Linked DNA regions of Homo sapiens: all the other regions are linked to region 1. Evidence: chromatin loops called from intact Hi-C (ENCODE). Cell type or tissue: endothelial cell of umbilical vein. All regions are shown on one strand. Links, peaks and the distances in the headings refer to the core of each region. The heading gives the core; the rest is flanking DNA.

Region 1 (4,359 bases), core at 1,032-3,531:
ACATGTAGCACTTTATGAGTTCCCCCTTTCCTGACTGAAACAAACTATTTTAATACATTTCTAAAAAACCAAAAAATACAAAATACTCTTTTAATACAACATGCATATATGTTTACTATGACTAAATATATTATGCCTCTTCCTGTCAAACAGCATCCAATGTGGTGAAATGAAAAACAATAAATCTGGGCTGGGTGTGGTGACTCATGCCTGTAATCCCAGCACTTTGGGAGGCTGAGGCGGGTGGATCACCTGAGGTTGGGAGTTTGAGACCAGCCTGACCAATGGGGAGAAACCCCGTCTCTACTAAAAATACAAAATTAGCTGGGCGTGGTGGCGCATGCCTGTAATCCCAGCTACTCGGGAGGTTGAGGCAGGAGAACTGCCTGAACCCGGGAGGTGGAGGTTGCAGGGAGCCAAGATGGCACCATTGCACTCCAGCCTGGGCAACAAGAGTGAAACCCCGTCTCAAAAAAATAAAAACAAAAATAAAAACAAAAACAGTAAATATTATATATCAGCATTTGTGATATTTATTCCTTCTGTTTAGTTATTTGCCTCTAGATTGAAGCATTCAAAACAGAAAATTATATTCAGAGTAAAAACTCTTAGCTGGATAATGGAACCTATCATTTTAAGTTTTTCCTATATTTCCTAAAAATACCTATATTAGGTATATTTTTTCCAATATTACTCCTTATCTTTACCTTAGTTCCCTTTCATTTTTGATTGTCATTGTGCTCTCAGCTACACCTGAAAATTTCTCTGATTTTTCCCAAGTTGGGAAATTAATCCACTTTAAATTCCATTAAAGTTTGAAACTCTTTTTCCATTGTCTTGTGGTTTTATTTGTACATTTTAATTTACTGTAATTTTAAAATGTCTCTTTCTAGTTTTGACAAATGTCATACTTTTCCTTGGAAAATTAACATCTACCAAAAAATTACTTCTTAAGCTACATTTATATATCATATATATATATAGTTCTTAATAGTAAATAAAGATATTTGGTTAATAACAGATTTACACATTTTCTAAAGCTGCTCTAAACAAATGTATAAATATGAACTAAGTATAGTGATTTAGATGGGGGGGAAGTTTACAAGAAGATGGCAAGAAATAGGCCAGGTGTGGTGGCTCACGCCTTTAATCCCAGCACTTTGGGAGCCCAAGGTGGGCGGATCAGGAAGTCAAGAGATGGAGATCATCCTGGCCAACATGGCAAAACCCCTTCTGTATTAAAAATACAAAAATTAGCTGGGAATGGTGGCGTGCACCTGTAGTCCCAGCTGCTTGGGAGGCTGAGGCAGGAGAATCACTTGAACCCAGGAGGTGGAGGTTGCAGTGAGCCGAGATCACTGCATTTCAGCCTGGTGACAGAGCGAGAATCCGTCTCAAAAAAAAAAAAAAAAAAAAGATGGCAAGAAATAAACCCAAAACGGTCATTTCCGAGACTCACAGGTTATTACCAAAATCTATATGTATAAATAAATTCTTGTTTCCATTTTAAATTATGCTATTTTATATATTTTCTTCATACATAGAGATAAAATGCACAAAATAAAGATATAGCATGTAAATCTGAAATAAATTTGCTGTTCTGAAGATGTAGAATGATTATTAAAGGTAAGTGAGATGCTTAAAATTTCATAACCTGGAATGAGAGATAAACAAAAAAAATAAGTGGTTGACAGAGGACTACTTACAGTTATGGCCTCAGCCTCTTAATATTATTTTCAGTTAATACAATTCAGACAGAAGCAGAAATTTTTAATTTAGACCACAGAAACAAATCAAATGGCATAAAACAAATGTCATACAAAATAATTATTGAATGTCATGGCAAGTAAAAATTTTATGAGGCTCTGAATTGACTCCGACTTAAATAAACACAGGAGGATATAGAAAAGGGAAGTCCAAGAGAAAGTGATCAGCACATAATTATTATAAAAGAAGGGCAGACTTTCAAATAATTGCCATGCCATGAAGTAATTTCCATTATTTCACAAACATTTAATTAATGTTTTCCCTAGCATGACGATAGGCCTATAATGACTGCCTCTTATACACTGTTATTTTGTTTGGGCTAGACAGTAATTATGAGAGGTAAAGTTTCACCCAACATGATAAAAGTTTATTCAGCTGAAATTAAATAAGGATGCTGTTAAAGACTTGCTTCTGGAAAATGCCAAAGCCGAGAATGTCTAGACAAATCTTGAAAGAACACGTAATTTTCTGTAATTTTACACATGTACAGCAGAGGGCACTAATATAATTATAGTAGTTAGTCCTTATGGGAGTAATTATCTGTGAATCTGGGATTCACCGGAAGTAGTAAACTAGAAAGTTTTTCTCATCTTTATCGATGAATAGTTTCCTCCTATCTAAATAGGGAAATTCTGTGCATGAAATTTACTTAATTTTTATAGCTGAAGGGCCATAATAATAGAGAGTTAATGTTGATTATTCCCTAAGAAATCAACAACACAATGAGTGATCTTTGAGCATCATAAACCAGCTTCCTCAGAAGGCCAATAACACTCTATCAACTTTTCTCCCTCTTCCTCTTGCTCTCACGTAGCTACACTCACCTAGCTACATTTTCTCCCAAAACACCATCCCAGAAATCTGAAAGTGGAAAAACTTTTGGCTATGTTAGCAGCTTTTTATGATACAGTTGAAGCACTGTTTGTAATGATCTCCACGAGGTGATGGAAACTTTGAGACAAGTGGAAAAGAAAAAGACCAACAATTTGCTGTTACAAAAGAATGAGAAAGCTAACCAAAATCATACTCAAAAATGTTGTTTCATCACAAAGTGGGAGAACAGATGGTCAAAACAGTTTCTCATTTTCCGGGTTAAATTAATAGAAAAATTGCTACACTATGCAAAGCATAGAGTGTGTATCATAGAGAAAATTATCCCTTGATATATTAATTTAAGTGTACTAGATGCATGGTAATACAGATGTGACCACAGCAAGTGCCTTGCTTTCCAGAGCTGAAAGTCTAGTGGTAGAGAGCAGACGTACTAACACATACTCACTTATAAATTAGGTAAAATGTGGTGAGTCCTGAGAGTGTGGGGAATAAAGTATGGCTCTGGGAACCTCTAGGAGCCAGAAAGGGCCTGCAGAAACAACGACATTTAAATTGGGCTTTAAAGAATGGGTAGGCATTTTATTAGCTAAAGAAGTGGTGAAAAAATCTACCAGGAAGGTAGAAATTGCTCGTGCCAAGGCTTAGAGGCATGAAAGGCTAATCCCAAAATAAACACATCTCTAGTTTTCAAGGGAACATCCAACTGGAAGCCACGATTGTATATTAGGTAGAAAGTAATTTTATTATGCTATTAAAGTAATTCACTGTGGATGCTTAAGAAATTTAAAAGGGGAGTTAGCTTTGAATTTTAACAGAAGACTTTGTTATTCCCAGAGTGTCTTTAATTGTATGTGGGTATATGGAAGTAGGGAGAGTATTTGTTTCAATGCTTGCTTTTTACTACAGCATTTTCCTATTTTGAGAAGCTGACAGGAGTCAGGAACTTGGCAGCTTGTTTCTGAAAGATTGTTGCTCTTGATTCTAGAAATTTCTGATTACTAGTGCTTAGCTGGTGTTATGGTACATCGACTCTGGGAAACATTTTATTTTATAACCAGAAATTGTAGAGGTAATATATATTATTTTTGTTTGTTTTTTATTCTGGTTACTGCATTACTGTTGAAAAATTAGTTATGGTCAGTTATACGGTCAGAAGCAAGTGTCCTAAGATGGTGAAAATGAGAACTATTTTGAGATCAAGAATTACTATGGAGCCAATTACACATATGATTATGGCCTGTGCATATTTAAGGGCCTATGAAAATATTTGAGACCTGAAAAATAATTTATTGGCCTTGAAATACTAAAAAGTGGCAAAATAAAAAGTAATATATATCTAATTAAGTGTTCATAAATACGACTAACCACTTAGCTTCATCTTAATCCTTTCCTAGCTATCTTAAACATTTTAATGTGCGATCTAATGCATTTTGTATGTTTGATGTGGTAAGGCCTCTAAAATTAAATGGTCTTCAAGCTCTTCATATTTATATATCTCTGCTCATTCTATTCATTGCATCCATATCATTTTACATTTCCATACTGTTCCAGGAATCCTAAATTACAAGTATCTACCCAATTGTTTCTAGGGAGACAGCAGGAGACCGCTCCTGTCACAGAAGCCACAGGCCCCAACACTTGGCCTTGATCCCATTTCATTTTTGTTAGTGGGGGCTGGTTAACAGTAACCCAGTTCCCTATGACACTGCTTAGCCCAGGAATCATGTCTGTTTCTGGGAGGTCAAAGAACCAAGAAAT
Region 2 (4,359 bases), core at 1,153-3,652, 53 kb before region 1:
GCAGGTAACCTCTATCATGCCCTTTAACAGCACAATTTAGTCAGTTTTGTACTTTTATATAAACAAAATCATACAGCATATTCTCTTTTGTATATGGCTTTTTAATTTCAATATTGTTTTTGAGATATATCAAATTGCTGTATAGAATTCTACTGTGTGAATATACGACACTACGCCTTTTACAGTTGATGGCCATGAAGGCAGTTTTAGTTCTGGGATATTACAATCAATGCTGTTCTGAACATTCTAGTACATATTTTTGGGTGAACATAGATAGGTATTTGTGTTAGGTGTCTATCTGACAGTGGAGTTTCTGGATACGCAGTGTTTCACTTTGGTAGATTCCACGAGCTAAAGGGGTTATATCAATTTACATATCAGTGTATGAGAAATCAAGTCTTCCCACATCCTCTCCAGAAGTTATTATTTTCTGACTTATAAAAAACTTTAGCCATTCTGCATGACTAGTGATACCACATTTAGATTTTGATTTGATTTTTGATATGGCTTACATTTAACCGAGGTTCGAGGAGACTCATGTTGAATCTCTATTATAAGTGGTTGTAGTGCTGCAATCACTGGTCGATTGGGATAAAACTAGGCATGATTTGTGAAATCTAAAATGTTTATTTGCTTAAAAAAATCTACTCTGTGAAGTTTTACTTGAAATTTTTATTATTGACACTTACCCTTCAAGCTCTTATGCAGCTGTGGACCTCTTACCTGAGGTAGATAATTATGCAGCCTGTAGAAATTACTTAAGTCATAACTGAATATGTTTAATTTGATTAACTCATCACCATTATTTATCATGATGGTGAGAAGATCCTTGAAAAGTGGTATGCATGATTTTATTGAAGAGTGTTAGTTAATAGAACAGGGAAGGTGGTAGGTGTATGAGTGGGCAAGGAAGTGCAGAAGTGTCAAGCTCATGGCACTGAATAAATACGTGGAGTCTTTGGGAGGTTGGGATGGCCAGGGGGCCTCCCATCATGGGGTAAAAAGAGTAACCCAAGAGTGTATTATTGCTTTACTAGTCTAGACCATAAACAAATTAGACTTTTACCCCTGATTGGCCCTGAATGCAATAGACAGGTGCAGATTCTTTTGTGTAAAGAGAAAATAGCTGTATACTCCTAGACAGCAAATGTTCATCAACTTCAAATTACACCTCAAATGCTGCTGGTGTCTGGACCATTGATGGATGAGCTAGGTCTTTCCAGGTCTAATGCTGAGTAATGCAAATTAGATTCTCTTGAGTTATGCCTAGTGCAGCTGTAGGGCACAAAACAGTTGCCAGGGACATATCTCCATGCCAAATTCTTGCCAATGTTGTTAATAGTATTGTACCCTGTACATGTGCAAGCACTCTTAGTTTTATTAATGACGATACTATGCTTTTGCCCTTTCTTTCACCTTTTAATTTTTGAATAGAGAATAACTTTGGTTTCATCCTGTTTGGAAAGTAAGTACTAAACTGAAAGGCATGCCCACAGCCTATTCTCCTACTAAGCAAGCAGCGAGTGGGATCAGCTCATTTAAACAGCTCTGCTGTTTCTTGTGGATTTGCATGCTATGGGGAATGGAGGATGTAGAGAAGAGACAGAAAAATGCCTAGGTCTTGTAGCAAGAGAGGAAAGCATCTTCATGGGCAGGAATTCCATTTCTGTGTTTCTTAGGGTTTGTGGCTGGCCATCAGTTCAACTCAGCCCCTGTCCCCTGATCCAGCAACATTTCCGTAACTACCCTCTAGAAGTCATGCAAAGAGAAATGATGACCACAGAAGCCATGATAATCACTTGTTATAAGTGAGCATATAGCAGAAAAAGGGAGAAGATTATTCTCCCTTCTACAATAAGAACAGAAAGATGGCTCTAGATTGAGTTGCTCTTGTGCTATGGCATGTTAGTTTGCAAGCTATATAACAAAAGTAACTGTTAAAATATATGTTAATTGTGGTAGCTCTGATAGGTTTTTTATGTACCTTTATCATGTGCTTCAAAAGCTCTTTTTAACCACATCAATTCAATCCAATTAGTCTCCCCCAAAATATGGGATTACTGGCAAAAATGTGTAATGTTTTGTATGTAATATTACAAAGAGGTACTCAATTTGCTTCCCTCAAATCGTGTCCTACATACTTTATTTAGGTTTCATTTATAATCTCAGATATTGTCTTGTCAAAAAAAATTCTCAGCTGTCTATGATATACAAACATGTAAAAACAGTGTTCCAGTAGAACCTCAGGTGGAACCAATAGCACTGAGACCCACCTAGTCATGCTAACCACTAGAGGGCAATATTGGCCATGTACTTTGGGCTCTAACTCCACCGAGGAGAGCAGTGTAGCTACAGAACTCAATACATACAAATAGTCTTTGTTGAACATCTTATATGTGCTGAAATATTGGCTTGTGATGCCCTTGTACATGAATAAGACTTCATTCTTAATCTTGAGGAGTACATGTTAAAAAAGAAGAGATTATAATCACATATCCATTATGATGAAACCATGAATTGTATTTCAAATTTTGTTTCCATACTAATTGATAGATGATGCACCAATTCAATGCTGATAGCATTAAATAGAGATACAAATATTGCCACATGAAAACTATTCAAAGCATAAATGGAATTAATTTGGAGGACAGAATGATCTGTTTTTATTATTCACTATAGAATGATCTAATTTAAATAAACATATCTTGCTGATTTTTTAATGGGTCAATGATTTATCTTATAGTATAGGTAGACCATCTATTTTCTCTTAGTAGGACTCATAATTTTCATTAGTTTTACTAGTAAAAAGATGAGAGTAAGTTCTTACTGAATTATCTATCATTCATCTCCAGAATTAAGTATTATTTTGTAATTTAAATGAAATATCAGCTTAACTGGTTATTTCATAGGTTAAATGAATGCTGAAGTCATTCAGGGTAAAGCCATAATCTTACTACTTTATTGGCTTTTCCATTAGCATAAAAATGGTATGTCAGGAATATCAGATATTAAACACTTCCTAGATACTTTGTAAAATTTCATCAAGTGTAAGTTCTTAATTTTTAACAAATAGCAGACACAATCTTGGTATATTAATGTGATGTCAAAAAAATTAACCATTTCAGATTAAGACAACATTTGTGTGTTTCTTAAACATTAAAGATAAAAAGATGTAGTACCATTAAAGCTGACAGCTTTTCAGTCAACATTGATTAAATTAAGCTCAGTTTGGAGAATAGGAAGTGAAGAAACCAGACTAGAGCAAATAAAAAAATCTCAGTTAACAACATTACAGTTGTGACATGTGGACAAAAGCCAGATTAAGCAGATGCTATCATCAATTCATTTGTTGCCATGTTTGCAATGTGGCAACTGGCTTCAGAGACAGAAGATATTCTGGAAGTGGTGCATCCTGGGATGCCGTTTTTTGTTTACTCCACAAATGATCATCAGTCATAATGATGCAGTGATATTGGTCCTCACATCAGGAACTGTCAAAGGGAATCAAGGGAGACCAAAGCATTAGTTCTTATTCTTTTAAAAAAAGAAAAAATCTCAAATATTTCTAGATTTTCCCTAAAGGAAAACAAACTCTCCTTTTCCCTGAAAAACAGAATCTATAAGCATTTTTAATATATTTAGGAACTTATTTATGACATATATAACTTAGGTAGCTCAACAGACCAAAATTCCATCAAGTGAAGAGATAAGCATGCATTACATGGCTTCTTTATTTAATTACAAAATACAAAAGCCCATTAGCAGAATAGCCTGTTGGCCTGGAGAGAGAATGCTGGCCTGCCATGTGGTAGACCTGCAGTTTTCTCCCCTGCTCTGGCTTGCCAAGTTGGCGGGGGCTTGGAGAGGAGTCACTGTGTACAGAGTCAACATCAAGAAGGAAATGTGTAATGATGCTGAACTCTGACCACTTCATTGTCTTCACATTAGGGAAATAAACATTAAATTCCTACAAAATATGATTATAAAAGGCCTTTTATAAGTGTTTTATTTATAATTTGAATTTGAACCAAATATCTCTAGAAAAAATATTAATGAAATTATAAATATAAACCTATATTCTAGTGTGGATTCTGTTACCAGCTATGCAATGAGGGAGAAATCATTTTAAATAACTTAAAATGTCTGTTTTTTGTATTTGCTTTGTATTGATAACTGACCTGACTTAACCGTAGGAAGTGTATGTGGATCAAGTGACATTATGTATGTGAACAACACCATGTACATTGGAAAGCAGAGGTCCTTGTTCTGGCATTCATGGCTTGTTGTAAGGCCTTCCCTGAAGTGACATTAGAAGTAGATGTGAGTACCCTTATGTTTACTAGGAGGGCTTACATCTAC
Region 3 (4,359 bases), core at 1,174-3,673, 350 kb after region 1:
TGCGTATTAAGGGGTAGGATGATTGTTTTTAGGCAGGAATAATGACACAGAAGCAAAAAATTACAAACAAAAGATTGACAGAGAAAAAAAGGCAATATGAAAATGTTAAGGTAAATACAAAATTAGAAAAGCACAGTCTGGGACCATTTAGAGGAGCGATAAGTAGACGTTTATATCACAGTAGTCCCTAAAGCCATCACTATATTATAGTATAGTGATAATATAATACATATTAGTATATCATATATAATTTATAGTGATAATATTTATGATATGATATCACTATATTAACATATCACTATTAGCTTAGCATAATCATGGGTGTCCGTATTTCTAACTGAATGAACAATCATCAGAGAAAGAATTGAAAATTAATGATTGAAGCAAACGCTTCAATTATTTGATAAATTGACTAGTGTGACTAGTGTGGAACATGTTATTCAGGCAGTGCTGGAAATAAGACACAATACATCACTGTAAACGTGCAAAATATGGTAGAAATTTTGATTACATTACACACACATTTGATCAAAACATAACATTCAAAAGAGTTACCATGTTGAGGTAGCTTTGGGTTTTTAAGAAAAATTAATGTTTCATGTAAAAATTAAAATTATTTCAAATGTTTTATTTGTATGTTATACCCATGAGATATTTAAAGTCAGTCTGATGAATTACATTTACCTTGGGTAATTAATAGTTTAATCTTTTCAAATTCAAATTATTTTTAGCATGAGTCAAACATCCAAACCTAGGAATAGTTCTAATAGAAAAAATTTATTGTAGTTTAGAAATATTAGCTAAATAACTACTCCAAATATTTTAAAAGCTATTATATTTTATTATATTTATATTCATTTAATACCTTTAAAACTTAACAAATGGATTAATGTGAGTATGTCAACACTATCTTGAGTGTGGAAAAACTAAATACCAAAAAGACTAAGTGATGTCTTAGATTACACATTTAGTTGGAACTAGAGTCAAAATTGAAAGGTGTTCTAACACTCTAGTTACCACCTCTGGTTCCTAGGCTCTACTGACAACAAATACCACAGAACAAACATGTTTTGCTTTGAAAAACTAATAATTATTTACAAATAATGTAATAAGTAGCATTATTAATAACTTCAAGTAAAGAAGGATTGAGTATTCATGAGGTTTTCTATCAGTTACCATTATTCTCTAACAAACTATCCCGAAACATCGTGGCTTAAAACAACAGTTTATTATTTCTTAAGATTTTGTGGGTTGACTGGGAAGTTCTTTTGCTGGTCTCTTCTGGGCTACCTCATATCCCTGGATTTTTTCAAACCAAAGATTTCCCTAGTTGGAAGATACAAAATAGCCTCACTCATAGATCGGACAATTGGTCTACTACCTGTCAGCTGGAGTACCTTGGTACACTTCCACATGATACATCAACTGTATTCCTAGCAAGGTGATCCTGGAGCAGCATTCCAAGAAGGGAAAGAGAGAAGCCACAAAGCTTTAAGGCCTGGGAACTGAAATTTACACAATTCATTTCTGCTGCATTCTTTTCGACAAAGCAAGTCACAAGCCAGACTACGTTCAGTGGGTTAGGAAATGGATTCCCCTGCTTGATGAGCAGCAAAGCATTTGTGACCATATTTCGTCTAAGATGTTAGTAAATCCAGTATTTGTTTTAAGTGATCTTCTTAAATCATTAAAATTCTTAATTATTCACATATTTACATTATACCAGGACAACTCATATTTCCTGTAAATGTATTTTGGATACATACTCTTTGCAATTCTTAAATGATTGTGTTCCTCTATAGTTTGGCATGTTATATAAAAGTTTTAGTATTATTATTTCTATTACAGCATATAAAATAAAGCATTTAAAATATTAAAATATTCATTTTAATTATTGTTTACCATAATTATTGTAGAGGTATTCTTCTTTAGAATGGCACTTATTTTTATGCTGCCTTAGACCAAGGTTGTAAGGTATATTTAAATTTATTTCTATTTTTAATCTAGAATGCTACTAATGAACTCACTAAACAGTCATCAAATGTGAAGACTTTGAAATTTGAACTCCTAGCAAAAGAAGAACACATAAAGGAAATGCATGAAAAGTATGGTTTTTGTATTTCTATCCATTGTATTTGGTGCCACCTAGTGGCAACCAGCTCTATTAAACGTGCTCCAAGAAACTGCTAATGTTTACGTTTTCCTTCCCTAGTTCATATTTAAACCTACCTAAGATGAAAGTTTAAGGAATACTATGTATAGCATGATTAATGGCAAGCTATTTACTTTTTTAAATTAGATAATGATGAAGTTAAATTTCCGTTATTAAACATATTTAATTTTGAATAAATACAAATTAATGGCTTCGAGACAATGAATGAAAAACTTTACAACGTGGTGGTTATTTGGCCCCCCAAATATATGATTAGTATTTGTATTGGATTTAATGCCTAAGCTTATAAAGCTAAGGTAAAAAAAGGAAAGTTTTGTTTGTGTTTAAAATAACTGGAGGTTATGGAAGTTTGTACTCTTGTGTTTATCAGTACAAAGATTTTAAATGCTCTATCCCACTGAATCAAAATTATTTTCTTTCTGTATCTTTCAAAGCTACACTATTGCTTAGAAATAGTAAGATGTTTAGATAGAATTCCAGTTGTCACTGATACATTTGAGATATATGTATCTCACAAACACACCTGTAGACCTCATTATAAGTGAAGAGCACTTAAAAGTGATATGAATAGATAAAAGCATTAGACAAAAAGCTTGGTTAATTTTTTAACTGATAATATTTTGAAGTTTATTTATCAATTAAGAGTAAGTCTTGCTTATTGTTTAACAGGGCTCTAGATTAACACTCTTTGAATCCTGGCTTCCCTACCTACTAGGCCTATGCCTAAATTTAATAATATTAAATTAGGTTCTTACGAGGAATAAATGAGTTAATACATGTAAAGCACTTATAACAGTGACTGGAACATTGTAAGCCTTCGATACATGTTAGCTATTGTCATTCTTGTTTTAGTAGTAGCAGCAGCAGCAGCAGCAGTAGCAGTGGTTCTCACAGCATCTACCATTTTATACTTAATAGTTCATCAACTTATGCTAAACAGCTGTGTGGATTGAATCTCAAATTATATTAAATTAGAAGATATTATGGCTAATTTAGTTTCATTACAAGAGTTTGCATTTGTTTATTGAAGTATAAGATTTTTTTCTTATCATTTTTATGCTTTTGATTATCTTCATATATCACTTTGATTTTTCACAGCAATGTAAAAATGTAATTTAAATGAAATAGTTCTAAGTTTTCATAAGTGTTATTAATTTTTCTCATTTCTTATATATTTTGTTTTAATACATATATGTAATTATATAATTACCAAGTCACAACTATAGATTTTACAAGTGTTCAAAATATTAAAAGAACAATATCTTATGCAGTGCAATTCATTTTACTGATTTACAGTGTCAATATCACGTAGCATTTAAAAAGTAACAGTAGGTATAATATTGGATAAAATGTAAGATATCACCACTGTTAAGGTATTTTCTGTCACTCTTGATGTCACCTTTTTTTTTTTCAAGGATATCTCGAATGGAGAGGGATATAACTATGAAAAGACATTTGATAGAGGACTTGAAATTTCGACAGAAAGTAAATTTGGAAAGTAACAAGAGTTTTAGTGAAATGTTACAAAATCTTGATAAAAAGGTATCAATTTTTATCTTTACTGACACTAAAAATATCACTTCCTGTTGTAATTACTCTCTTACCACAAACATTTAATCCTAATAAATGTATAGAAAATATTGATAGGATATGTATTTACTGTTACAAAGTAACACTCTTTGCTCTGAAAGTACATTATTTATTTTAAAATTCAATTCTCTAAAACCTCATACATAATATGGCCACACATTCTGTTTCTATTTATAAATATCCCATGAGAAGATTAAAAATCCTCAATATTTCTAGGATACATAATTACATTTTATTCAGTATTTTATTTAAAACTGTAATTTATGATAGAATCAAGCTTATATTTCTTAGTGAAAACTTGATTACCTATAACTATCAGAAGTTCTTTAAAAATGTACTTTCTTCTTGGATACCCTTAATGAATTTTACATGGGAATGGAGTTGTACATGCAAAGGGAGTTGTAGTTAAAGTAGTTACGTAATATATGACCCAAAGTAGAAGGGTTTTTTTTGTTTTTTTTTTTTTGAAGGTGCTTTTTTCACAACTCATAAAGCACCCTGTGCTTTGGCATTCACTAAATGTTATCCACACCTGAGAGAACATCTCCTTTACTTTCCTTGTTGAAAATGAAAATTTAAGTATCTCTTAGGTCAAA
Region 4 (4,359 bases), core at 584-3,083, 290 kb after region 1:
AATCTGTTACCAAACTACTTTTGTTCAAATCCTAACTCTCATCCTCTAGCTGTGTGACCATAGGCATGCTATTTGACCTGTCTATGCTTCAATTTCATTATCCATAAAATAGGCATAATGATAGGATCATATTCATAGATACGTTGTGAGAAAGAAATAGGATAGAACATTAAAATAGCACCTAAAACATGTTCAGTACTGTATGTTTATTATTATTAAAAGGAATCATTTTTTTTGGCTATCTGAAACACCCCTTACCCCATCCTCAGCATATTTGTATGTATGTGTGAAATGTATATGTTAATTCATTCATTCATTCCCAGTTGTGGTCAAGAATATGAAAAATTCTGCAATCAAACAGTGTAGTCTCACATAACAAAGATTTATTTTTCAAATTGTGAGTACAGGTCTTTTTTAGGCCTGCATTTTGTTGCTGTTTATAGATTCCACACACACATAAAAATCTTTATGATTGCAAAGATTTTTAATCTTGGAAATTTTTATACTGCTATTTTTTAATGACCTATACATTTCATTTGATCCTCATTGAAGTCCTGATTCTTCTGTGTTCTCCACTAAATTGGTCAAAAATCGGTTTGTCTGTACTTTCTGAAAATAGCAATCTTGCTTTAGGTTCCTAGCATTTTATTCCTAGGTTACTGTAGATCTAGATTCCATAGAACTTTGCATATAGTTAGTCTCTTGACACAGTATCTTAGGATAAAGTAGTAGAGTTCCTTTCATGTTGTTAAGTTTTTGATGGATGACCAGACTATATATACATAGCAGACTGTGAAGAATAAGTGAACAAATACATTTCTTGAATCATTAAATAATATTCATTGTCTGACTACCTAATATAGTACGGTACATTAAAGCAAAATCCATATAGAGATTTTTTTTTTTTAATGACGTGGAGTCAAGCTCTGTTTCCCAGGCTGGAGTGCTGTGGCACAATCATGGCTCACTGCATCCTCGACTTCCTGAGCTCGAGCTACCTTCTACCTCAGTCTCCTTAGGAGCTGAGACTACAGCACGTGCTACCGTGCCTGGCTAATTTTTCAAATTTTTTGTAGAGATGAGATCTTGCTACATTGCCTAGGCTGGTTTTGAACTTCTGGTCTCAAGTGATCCTCCTGCCTTGGCCTCAGAAAGTATTTGGATTACAGATGCAAGCCATTGTGCTTGGCCTAGATTAGAGGTTTAATGAAACAATGAAAATTTTAAAAGTATTACAAGAAATTACAAGATTACTTGTTTATAACTTTGGAGCATCTCTAGGAAGTATACTTAAGCAAGAGATGAAAATACAGAGCCAGATATGAAAAAGCGTTAATAGAACTTTAAACATCTATATAGTAACAGATATATAAAAAGAGTTAAAAGTCAAATGACTAACCAGAAAAAGGTATTTACAACACATAAAGAAGGTAAAGGACTAATATCCAGAAGATTTAAAGATCATCTACAAATTATATAAAAAGACGCATCAATAGAAAATGGGCAGTGCTATGGACAGGAAATATTAATGGCTTGAGGAGATGACTCAGTGAACCAAAGATTATGAATATGTCTGTAGCAGACAGAGGTGGTATGTGGAATGCCTGACAAGCATGACAAGAACCACATATAGACACCTAAGGCTATGCGATTTCTGTTGACAACTGTTCTCTATTCAAAAAGCTAGTACTACTGGGAAGAGGCTGCAGCAGTGGCAGATATTTTATTTCCACAAATCCCCCATCAAAATAAACAAAACAAATAGGAAGGCATAGCCAAAATCTCAAGGATAGCATCTACAATAGAATTAGTGACAAACCCAAAATATGAACAGGTAGGGACAGCCATCGACAGCTGTATGACTTGCACTGTATCAAGAGAGAGAAAATTGGTGTCCGGAGAAAAGAAAAATACAGTTCTTCTATGAGCTATCTATACCAAAAGACCAGAACTTCCTCACTGAACTAAGTCCCACATGGAGGGGATGACACTGTGAAAAGAAACTGAATTATAGGGACAGTAGCCCCCTCTGTTGGTTATGTATCAACTTGTTATGTGTTTTTGGATGAGATTAACATTTAAATCAGTGAGCTTTGGATAAAGCACATTGTCCTCCAGCATGGAGATAAACCTCATTTAGTCTGTTGAAGGCCTGAATAGAATATAAAGAATGGCCTCTGTGAGCAAGAGGGAATTCTCCAGAAAATTGCCTTCAGATTTAATCTGCACCATCAGCTCTCCTGGGTCTCTAGCCTGCCAGACTTCACACTAGAACTAGAAAATTGACTTTCCTGGGTTTCCACCTGCTGGCAATTGGACTGAAGCTACACCATTAGTTCTCCTGAGTCTCTAGCCTACTGGGCCATACTGTAGATTTGGACTTCCTAGCCTTCACAATCACATGAACCAATTCCTAAAGATATATACGTGCATGCATACATCCTGTTGGTTCCATTTCTCCAGAAAAACCCTGACTAATCCACCTCTCTACTTCCCACTCCCACTCCAAAAAAAGTAGTGAAGATTGAGATCAATGTTGAGGGAGTGCGTCAAAAGAGGCATTTTTCAGTATATCAAAAACTTGGAAGGAAAAGTTGGAAGATTGGTGACAGGGAGGTCTGTGGGAAGGTTGGTGGAAGATTGGTGGCAGGAAGGTCTGTGGGGAGGTTCGTGGATGGACCTTTTGGAAGAGATACACACAAAGCCCATTCTGTGAACAAAATGACCCATTGTATAGATCTTGCCTATTTCACAGCTATCTGAGGGCTTGCTTAATGGGTTCATGAACAAAGTGGCTATGGCAACAGGTATAGCTTCTACATGGCACAGGTGTCCTGCCACTAATCTTCCAATTTTTCCTTGCAAGCTTTTGAACAAAATTGACTTTCTTTCACCAAAACTTGTCTGGCGACTGGGCTACTGGCACTGTTGAATATTCAGCCTGTTCACAAAAAAGACCAATTGCAAATCCCAAAAAAAAGCTTCATTCTCCAGAGGAAACCAACCAGTCTCTTAGTGTCAGGTTGATTACAGTAGGCCTCTTCCATCATGGAGGAGGCATCAATTTTTTTTTTTTACAGTAGTTTTAAGTATTTTAGGTATGGTTTTGTCTATTATATTTTTACCAATATTACCATTCTTAGATTTACAAAATGACTTATATATCCCTATGATATTGCAGAAAACTGCCTCCTTGGATGCACTTGCTCAATCTTGATCTCAACCTTGGAGGTAGGACTGGGAGGTAGGGAGGTGGCCTAGTCAGCATTTTCCCAGAGAAGCAGACTGAAAGACACATTTTCTTCTTAGTTTGAGACAGAGTCTCGCTCTGTTGCCCAGACTGGAGTGCAGTGGTGTGATCCTGGCTCACTGCAACCTCTGCTTCGCGGGTTCAAGCGATTCTCGTGCTTCAGCCTCCCAAGTAGCTGGGGCTAGAGATGTGTGCCACAACACCCGGCTAATTTTTGTATTTTTAATAGAGATGGGGTTTCACTATTTTGGCCAGACTGGTCATAAACTCCTGACCTCAGGTGATTCACCTGCCTCAGCCTCCCAAAGTGCTGGAATTACAGGTATGAGCCACCAAGCCCAGCTAAAAGACAGAGTTTATGGCAAGGGATATATGACAATGCTCTGTGTCTTCAAATTCACTGGTATTACTATATTTTTCATTATTCAAAGGCAACTGGCTGTATACGACAGTAGATGATCAATAGGCTCCGTTATGGCACCAGCTAGAAGACAATATTGAAGTTAGGGTATATGCCCTAAACTGAGAGTTTATTATTTTATCTCCAAGAATGCATAGGTCCAGGAATAAAGTATTTTAGGTTGGCGTGGCCGCTGTAATTATTTAACCAAGTAACCCACTGGAGGAGTTTTTGCTTCTCATTAGTATGATCTTGGGCTAGGGGATTTGAGAGTCCTGATGCCGAAGGTAGGAAAGTTCTTTGAGGGAACACAATTATGGTCTGTAGAGGTAGACGCTGAGATTGTACCCTGGCCATTTTGGATTCCCTATACTGAGCTAAAAAGCGTCAAAAGGAGCTACGGTATTAGCCAGAGCAATTATCCCAATTATTGAGGTAAAATTAGGAGGACCATGTTTGGAAACCAGAGAATTCATTATACACCTGTTAGTACTCCTTTACCTAGTAGTCCTCTGTATTTGCTGTCCTTGGCAGTGAAATTTTAAAAAGTTGTGTACAATCCTTGTTTCAAATTCCATTCATCCCTTCATCATCCTTCTGAAACAAATTTTTTTTTTTTTTTTTGAGACAGAGTCTTGCTCTGTCTGCCAGGCTGGAGTACAGTGGCGCGATCTTGGCTCACTGCAGGCTCCACCTCCTGGGCGCAAAC

Evidence for each region. Peaks named below come from ENCODE experiments on the same cell type or tissue, not always from the same donor. Only the 100,000 strongest peaks of a DNase experiment are listed, where the experiment ranks them.
Region 2: a loop joins it to region 1, with 6 times the contacts of the local background. A loop is called at or near these places in 3 of 110 quality-filtered maps.
Region 3: a loop joins it to region 1, with 18 times the contacts of the local background. A loop is called at or near these places in 91 of 110 quality-filtered maps.
Region 4: a loop joins it to region 1, with 16 times the contacts of the local background. A loop is called at or near these places in 8 of 110 quality-filtered maps.

The regions. Positions count from the first base shown.
Region 1 is chr9:17,114,274-17,118,632 of GRCh38, forward strand. No RefSeq gene overlaps it. Among named protein-coding and RNA genes, the nearest start is that of CNTLN, 19 kb to the right of the region's middle. In endothelial cell of umbilical vein, for the core only: no CTCF peak of the experiment used is centred there; a DNase peak (open chromatin) is centred at 2,238.
Region 2 is chr9:17,061,448-17,065,806 of GRCh38, forward strand. No RefSeq gene overlaps it. Among named protein-coding and RNA genes, the nearest start is that of CNTLN, 71 kb to the right of the region's middle. In endothelial cell of umbilical vein, for the core only: a CTCF peak has its summit at 2,297 (motif pointing right); a DNase peak (open chromatin) is centred at 2,314; H3K27ac peaks cover 352 bases.
Region 3 is chr9:17,460,909-17,465,267 of GRCh38, forward strand. CNTLN (centlein) reads left to right here. Exons shown (of 26, transcript NM_017738.4): 20 at 2,008-2,105; 21 at 3,589-3,715. Among named protein-coding and RNA genes, the nearest start is that of SH3GL2, 120 kb to the right of the region's middle. In endothelial cell of umbilical vein, for the core only: a CTCF peak has its summit at 2,160 (motif pointing left); a DNase peak (open chromatin) is centred at 2,133.
Region 4 is chr9:17,400,482-17,404,840 of GRCh38, forward strand. The region is part of intron 15 of CNTLN (centlein); the gene reads left to right. Among named protein-coding and RNA genes, the nearest start is that of SH3GL2, 180 kb to the right of the region's middle. In endothelial cell of umbilical vein, for the core only: no CTCF peak of the experiment used is centred there; no DNase peak of the experiment used is centred there.